Regions from separate parts of the Mus musculus genome. Here region 2 is linked to region 1. A link is a contact called in ENCODE Hi-C or POLR2A ChIA-PET data. All regions are on one chromosome and are shown on one strand. The core of a region is the stretch at or near the end of the contact, and the rest is flanking DNA. Distances in the headings are between cores, read along the strand shown. Region 1 holds the start of Tle5 (TLE family member 5, transcriptional modulator). Region 2 overlaps Ankrd24 (ankyrin repeat domain 24).

Evidence for each region. A loop is a pair of places that touch in the nucleus more often than their neighbours do. ChIA-PET counts read pairs that join two places held with the same protein, here RNA polymerase II (POLR2A).
Region 2: a map of T-helper 1 cell shows a loop between it and region 1 (2.5-fold over the local background). The contact joins the enhancer-like site here to the promoter of Tle5 in region 1. A Hi-C loop is called at or near these places in 2 of 37 maps with a recorded cell type or tissue (T-helper 1 cell and regulatory T cell). POLR2A ChIA-PET finds 5 or more read pairs at or near these places in 3 of 5 experiments (Patski and embryonic stem cell).

What each region holds. Positions count from the first base shown.
Region 1 is chr10:81,557,593-81,561,192 of GRCm38, forward strand. It overlaps Tle5 (TLE family member 5, transcriptional modulator), which reads left to right and starts at 1,852. Exons shown (of 7, transcript NM_010347.4): 1 at 1,852-2,076. The coding sequence starts at 2,050.
Region 2 is chr10:81,642,149-81,645,478 of GRCm38, forward strand. Ankrd24 (ankyrin repeat domain 24) reads left to right here. Exons shown (of 20, transcript NM_001374016.1): 16 at 153-271; 17 at 369-1,745. Among named protein-coding and RNA genes, the nearest start is that of Gm10778, 5.3 kb to the right of the region's middle. Within about 2 kb of position 1,593, at least 3 of the 3 ENCODE cell types and tissues checked have a DNase peak (open chromatin) inside an H3K27ac peak, as active enhancers do.

The sequences.
Region 1 (3,600 bases), core at 602-3,101:
CAAGATAAACTGTGCCATCCTGGAGGCTGGAAAGTCAAGGCAGGGATGTGACCACATAGGACCAGCTGCTGCTGTGACACCTGACACCTCTGGCCCTGTTGGAATCAGGGACTGCCAGAAAGCCACAGAAAGGTCGATGATCACAGGGAAGGCTGGTCTCATGCATGAGGGCCATGAGTTCAGGGTCTTCCTCTGCTCCAGAGTTCCAGACCAGCCTGAGCTACATGAGACCCTGTTTCTATAAAATAAAATAAGACAATGTCACAGGTCAACAGTGGGACCCTTATCCAAAAGTCCTGTGAGCAGGATATGGGTCGGTATCAGGAGCAGCCGCGTGGACTCCTGCCTCCGGGATACCAGAATCAGAGGCCTGGTCCTGTCTCTTGAGGCCTGCAGTCTCTAAGGCTTCCTCTTACCTTCCTCTGCCCTCTGTGGCTAGGGGAGGTCCCAATCTCTCCCCACCGGGGTTTGCCATAGCCATGGCCTGGCTGAGCTTGGCTGGCCACTGTAACCTCTCCTCTCTAACCTCGTGGCCATTTGAGTATGACACTCAGTGATATTCGTCTCTGTCTGTCTCAGGTAAGGAAATGTTTGAGACAGGGTCTTGTTATACAGCTCAAGCTAGCCTGAAATTGTAGGAATCCTCCTGCCTCAGCTTGCTCTGAAGTGTTGGGGTAAATAGTATTGGCCCAAAGAACTATTTTATTTATTTTATTATTATTATTATTATTATTATTTTTTTTAGTTTTTCGAGACAGGGTTTCTCTGTATAGCCCTGGCTGTCCTGGAACTCACTTTGTAGACCAGGCTGGCCTCGAACTCAGAGATCCACCTGCCTCTGCCTCCCGAGTGCTGGGATTAAAGGCGTGTGCCACCACGCCCGGCTCCTATTTATTTTTTATTATTTTTTAAGACAGGGCTCATGGAGCCCTGGCTGCCCTGGAACTCACAAGGTGGGCTTGAATTTACAGAGATCTGCCTGCCTCTGCCTCCCAAGGGCTTAGATTAAAGGCTTGTGTTACCACACCAGCATATTTGTTTTAATCATTTGTTTTTGTTTTGTTTTGTTTTGTTTTTGGACAGGTCTCACCTCAGTAAGCTGGGTCACAGGTTGATGCTGAATTTTCGATAATCCTCCTGCCTCAGCTTCCCAAGTGTTGGGATCACACTAGGACCTGGGGAACTCTTACCTTTTATTTATGAGACAGGTCTCTCTTTGTAGCCCTGGTTGTCCCAGAAGTCTCTATGTAGACCAGGCTGGTCTCAAATCAGAGATCCACCTGCCTCTGCCCTGAGTGCTTGGATTAAAGGTGTCGGCCACCACCACCTCCTGTGGCCCGATTTAACTTTTTCATGTTTTGAGATAAGGGCTCCTATAGCCCAGGCTGTATTCACTGTGTAGATCAGGCTGGCTTCCACCTACCTCAACCTACCCAGCACTGGTAATAGGTCTTGTACCCCAGAACAAACCATGTCTTACTTTTTGTTGTTTTAAGACAGGCTCTCTGGTAACCCAGGCTGGCCGAGAACTCTTGATCCTCTTGCCTCTGCACCCCAGTCATTAGATTACAGGACTGGGCCCCCATCCTACCTCTGTGGGACAGGTGTCACTCTACTGCCCAGTGTGGCCCCCAGCCGTGCCAACCCTCCCGACTCCAAAGAGGACATAGCACACTGTAGGCACTCCATAAATCCACCGTGAAGCCTGGGTGTCCAGGCTGCGAGTCTGTGGCCTTGGGACTGGGGGCGGGGGGCACTGAGGCAGGCCTCCAGCTGGGGTTCCGGGCCGTGGCGGGGGCGGGGCGCGCGGGGCCAAGGTCACGGGTGGGGCGTCCGGGCCTGCGCAGTGCCGGGCGCGGCAGGTGGAGCGGGAGCCCGGGCGGCACCGCGTCGCCATTACACAATAGCGCGGGCGGCGCGGGCGGGCGGCGGGCGGCGCAGGAGGCGGGACGCGGGGCCCCGGAGCTGTCGATCGGGGACAAAGCGCGGCCGCCCGGCGCCCCCCGAGCCGCCCGAGCCGGGGCGCAGCCCGCGCCCCCCGCGACTGACATGATGTTTCCGCAAAGCCGGCACTCGGTAAGGGGAACCCCGCGCACTGCACCCCAGAGCTCTCCCTGCACCCCCAGCTCAGCTCACTGCACCTCCGGCGCTCACCCTGCACCCCAGCTCATCTCACTGCACCCCTTCTAGGTCGGATCCCGTCTCTCTCCCCGCCCAGGGCCTGTCCCAGGGGCTCCCTACGCTTCCCCAGCTCCCACAGGCCTGTTCTGTCCCCCCAGCCCTGGGCTCTTCCCCAAGGTCCTTGCACCCCACAACCCAGACCCTACGCACCCCACCAGTCCAGCACTGCATCCTTCAGCCCGGATCCCTGAACTTTGATCCCTGCCCTGAGTCCCCTCACCGCCTCCCCCACACCTCGCCCAACCCGACTCCAAGGTCTTCTTCCACCCCCACCCCCCACCCCCGGGCTCCGGATCAGCCCGCACCCCACTGCAGCCGCATTCGGCCTGTCTTCCTGACCTGGGGCTCAGGCCCAGAGCTGCAGCACCCCAGTCACAAGCCCATCATCCCCTCACCCCAGACGCGCATGTCCTCCAGCCCTAGATCTTGCATCCCCACCTCGGTGCACCCCCCCCCCCCCAGGCCCAGCTCTCTAAGAGCTTCAGACTGGCCTGCCACCAAGTCCAAGGCCCTGCACCCACCATCACCTCGGCCCTGCACTTCTTTCCACCTCAGATCTGCCCTGGCCCCAAGTCTGGTGCCCTCTACCCCCCAATACAGTTCCCGCACCCCCTGTCTCTCTCTCCAGCCCTGTCGGGCCTGGCGTCACCATCCGGGCCCAGCGCCACCCCCAGCCTGGCTCCGCGTCCCTCCTCCAGCTGCAGGCCCCGCACCCCAGCGGCCTTCCTCCTCCCAGCCCCCATCCTGCACCCTCAGCACTAGGGTTGGGGAGACCCTGTGCCCGTATAATGTCCAGTGCTCCCTTGTCCGGAGCCGGATACCCCGCAGTCTTCCCACCCCCCGCCCCCCCAGCACTAGGCTCCGTCCCTCTCATGTCCAAGCCCATCTGTCGTCTCCCACACCAGCTCCCAGTGGCCTTGCTCCCCACACCCTGCCCCTAGCCTTGCTCCCCAGATCCGAGATCTTACACCCTAACTCCTGACCCAGTGCCCTCAGATGCCGGCCCTGTACATATCCCACCCCCCTCGCTCCCCAGCCCCCCAGCTTCCAGCTCTCCCTAACTCCCAGGCCATGATTTCTCTGTGGCTTTGGCTGGGGCCTGGGCAGCTTTGGGGGGGTCCCTTCCTGAAGAGCACACCCGTGAGGAAACAGGTGTGATGGGGGTACTCCCAGGAAATGTAGGGTGGTAAGTTAGGTGCCTCTTCCATGCCGGCTTTGAAGGGAGGCCTGTGCCACCCTGATTGACTTAGAGGGGCTTTCTGGGGAATTCCTCTGGGAGCATCTGGAGGACAGAGGTGCACCCCGCCCCATGGGTGCCCGCCCCTCCCAAATGACCAGTGTGTAAAAGTGTCCCCACTGCCTAGGGGCCTCACAGCCCCTTCCTGGCAGCCCAGGAAGTGGGGCATGGGCGGGGCAGGA
Region 2 (3,330 bases), core at 343-2,842, 84 kb after region 1:
CCTTCCATGGAGGAGGCACATGATGCCAGAAGGGCACAGACACTATGATCCCCACCTGCCTGAGGCAATGCACCTCCCCACTGAGCAGTTCCTGACTGTCCCTCATGGCATGTGTCCCCAGCCTGACTCTGTGCTGTTCTCAACCTTGTCAGGAGCTGATGCACTGATGCCAAAGAACCAGAGTCCATCAGCAGAGGAAATAGTTGCTTCCCTACAGGAGCAGGTGGCTCAGCTCACCAGGCAGAACCAGGAGCTGCTGGAAAAGGTCCAGGTGGGGAAACTGAGGCAGTGGACATCTCTGCAGACCTCGGGGTGGGCAGGGAACATGGTGAGCCCACCTCTTAGCCTGCCTGCCTCCCCACCCCCAGATCCTTGAGGAGTTTGAAAAGGATGAGGCGCAGATGGCAGAAGAAAGTCAGGCCGAGGTCGTCCCCCTGGTCTTGTATGAATCCTTACGGGCAGAGCTTGAGCAGCTTCGGAGGCAATACACAGAGGCCATGCATTCGCAGCAGCAGCAGCAGGAGGGGGAGCCACCCAGGGCTCAAGAAGGAGAAGAGACAGCATACCAGGAAATCAAGGATAAGGGAATCACTATCCAGAATGGACCCAGCGTCCCAGACCTCAACGGCACCACATATGCAGAAACCAAAGCAAATGGAATGGAACTCCAAGCAGGAGGCTCCAAGGGTGTCTGGAATACTGAAGCAGGGGTTTCAGAAGCAGCACCCATAGAACCCGAGGCTGCAGGTTCAGAGGCCACGGGGAAAGACAGACTGGCAGCCAAGGAAATGGACACTAGTGCTACTATGGCTGAGGCCCTAAATGTGAAAGCTCTAGGTGACAATGCCGAAAGTGAGCCAGTGGCTGCCGAAGATACAGGAGGAAAAGAGAATCCAGGAATGAAAGCTGATGAGGTGGATGTGTTGGCACAGGCAGGGCTCACAGGTACAGTGATTAGAAACATGGAGGCCATCGGAGTGCGGGATACAGGAATTCAGGCCACAGGATTAGAGGCTAAGGCAGTGAAGACCACTGGAGTGCAGGCCACAGTGGCGGAGGTCATAGGAGTGAAGGTCACAGGAGTGCAGACCACAGCGATAGAAGCTATAGGAGTCAAGGACACCACCCAGGTGGCCACAGGAGCGCAGGCCGATTGCTGGCAGGCCACGGAGGCAGACTGCACCGGAGCGCAGGACACAGCTATGGAGCCCACGGGGGCACAGGCCACTGTGACAGAGACTACGGAAGCCGAGACCAGCGGCACGGAGGACCCTTGCGCTGCGATCCTGCACCCGGGGGCGGCGGCGGCGGCGCTGCAGGCCGAGCTGGAGACCCGGATCCGCGGTCTGGAGGAGGCGCTACGCAGAAGGGAGCGGGAGGCTGCGGCCGAGTTAGAGGCTGCTCGGGGCCGTTTTGCAGAGGCTGAGGAGGCGGCGCGGGGGCGGAGCCGCGAGCTAGAGGCGCTTCGGGAATTGCTGGCCACGGCCACGGCTACCGGCGAGCGCGCACGCACAGAGGCCGCCGAGTTGCGCCAAGCGCTAGCTGCCTCCGAGGCTCGGGTCGCCGAACTCAGCTCTACCGTGGACGCCGCTCGCGAGGAGCTGGAGCGCATGCGCGGGGCCTCGGTTCCTGCGGACGAGCACGAGCACGCGCTGAGCGCCCTGCGCGACCACGTGACCCGGCTGCAGGCGCAGCTGGCGGACCTGGCGCGCAGGCACGAGAAGACTAGCGCAGAGGTCTTCCAGGTGAGCGCCTGCGCCAGGCTGTCCTTTCAGAGGATTTCCGCGTGGGCCTGGGCGTCTGCGTGAATGTCTATCACATATACGCAGTACTCCGGAGGCCAGAAGAGGGCGTCCGATTTACTGGATGTTGGAGTTACAGACATGAGCCACCGCGTGGGTGTTGGGAACTGAACCCTGGTCTTCTGCAAGAGCAGTGATCTAACCCCCTTTGCTATTTCTCCAGCCCATAGTATTTCTATTTAGTTTTAATTTATTATTTTCTATGTGGTGCACACACATGGCATGGTGGGAAAGTCAGATGGCAGCCTGTGGGACACAGTCCTCTCTTTCTCATGTGGATCCTGAGCACCAACCAAGGCTATTAGGCTTAGCTGCAAGCACCTTTACCCTGAGCCATTCCCGAGCCCCCTGGTCTGTGTGTGTGTGTGTGTGTGTGTGTGTGTGTGTGTGTGTGTGTGTTTTGTTTTGTTTTTATAGCAGAGACTTGTGTGGTTGAGGCTGATTTTGAAAGCCTGATCCTTTAGCGTCTACCTCCCAATTAGAGGGATGATAGGTGTAGCATCAGTAGGACCTGTTTACACAGAGGTGCATGTTGGGCCAGCTCTCTACCCACTGAGTCCCATCTGAGTTGAAAATTTTGTTTTTGCCAACTATATTGTGTGCCCATAGCTTCACAGTGAGGCCCTGTCTCAACAAAACAAAACAAAAAAAGCGAACAAACTTCCTTAGAAGGGATTGTGTGTGTGTGTGAGACAGTTTTCGTTCTTGCTTTGGCCTTGAAGTCACAGTGTAGCTTTGGAACTCCTGATCCTCCTGCCTCAGCTTCCCGAGTATCTGGGTCACAGGCTTGCACCACAAATGAGGCCACCAGGGCACAAAGAGGCCTAACCAGCTGTCCAGGGACAAACAGCCAGTAGCCAGTGGCTCTTGGCAGGACCGGGATGTTACCAGGGTCGGGTGGGAATCAGAACCTTCCTTGAGGTGGAATGGTATCAGTTCAGCATGGAAGGGTGGGAAGAGCCGAAGGATCCAAGCCACTTTGGGGTCTAAATGTCCCGAGAGTCACGCATGGGCTTGGGCCACAGGTGCAGCGTGAGGCATTGTTTATGAAGAGCGAGAGGCACGCAGCCGAGGCCCAGCTGGCCACGGCCGAGCAGCAGCTCCGGGGGCTTCGTACAGAGGCCGAGAGGGCGCGCCAGGCCCAGAGCCGTGCCCAGGAGGCCCTGGACAAAGCCAAGGAGAAGGACAAGAAGGTGGGTTCCCTCCTTGCTCACTGTTGGTGTCCACTAACCCGAGATTACACAAAACTGAAGAACCTCCCAGCCAGCAAGGGCTTGAGAATTTAGCCCATTTCTCACATGTGAAACTGAGTCCCAGAGAAGGAAGAAAGTCTCAGCAGATTCACTTTTGGTGTTGATATGCAATGGTAACCATGGTAACAGATATCCAGCCTGTAACGTGTTCTCTAATTATCCCCATTTGAAGTAATATGCACAGAGAGGTGATACCACTCCGACAAGGTTACATGGCCACGAAATGGGTCATAAGCTGGGATTTGAACCCATTTACATATTTAAAAATGTTTAAA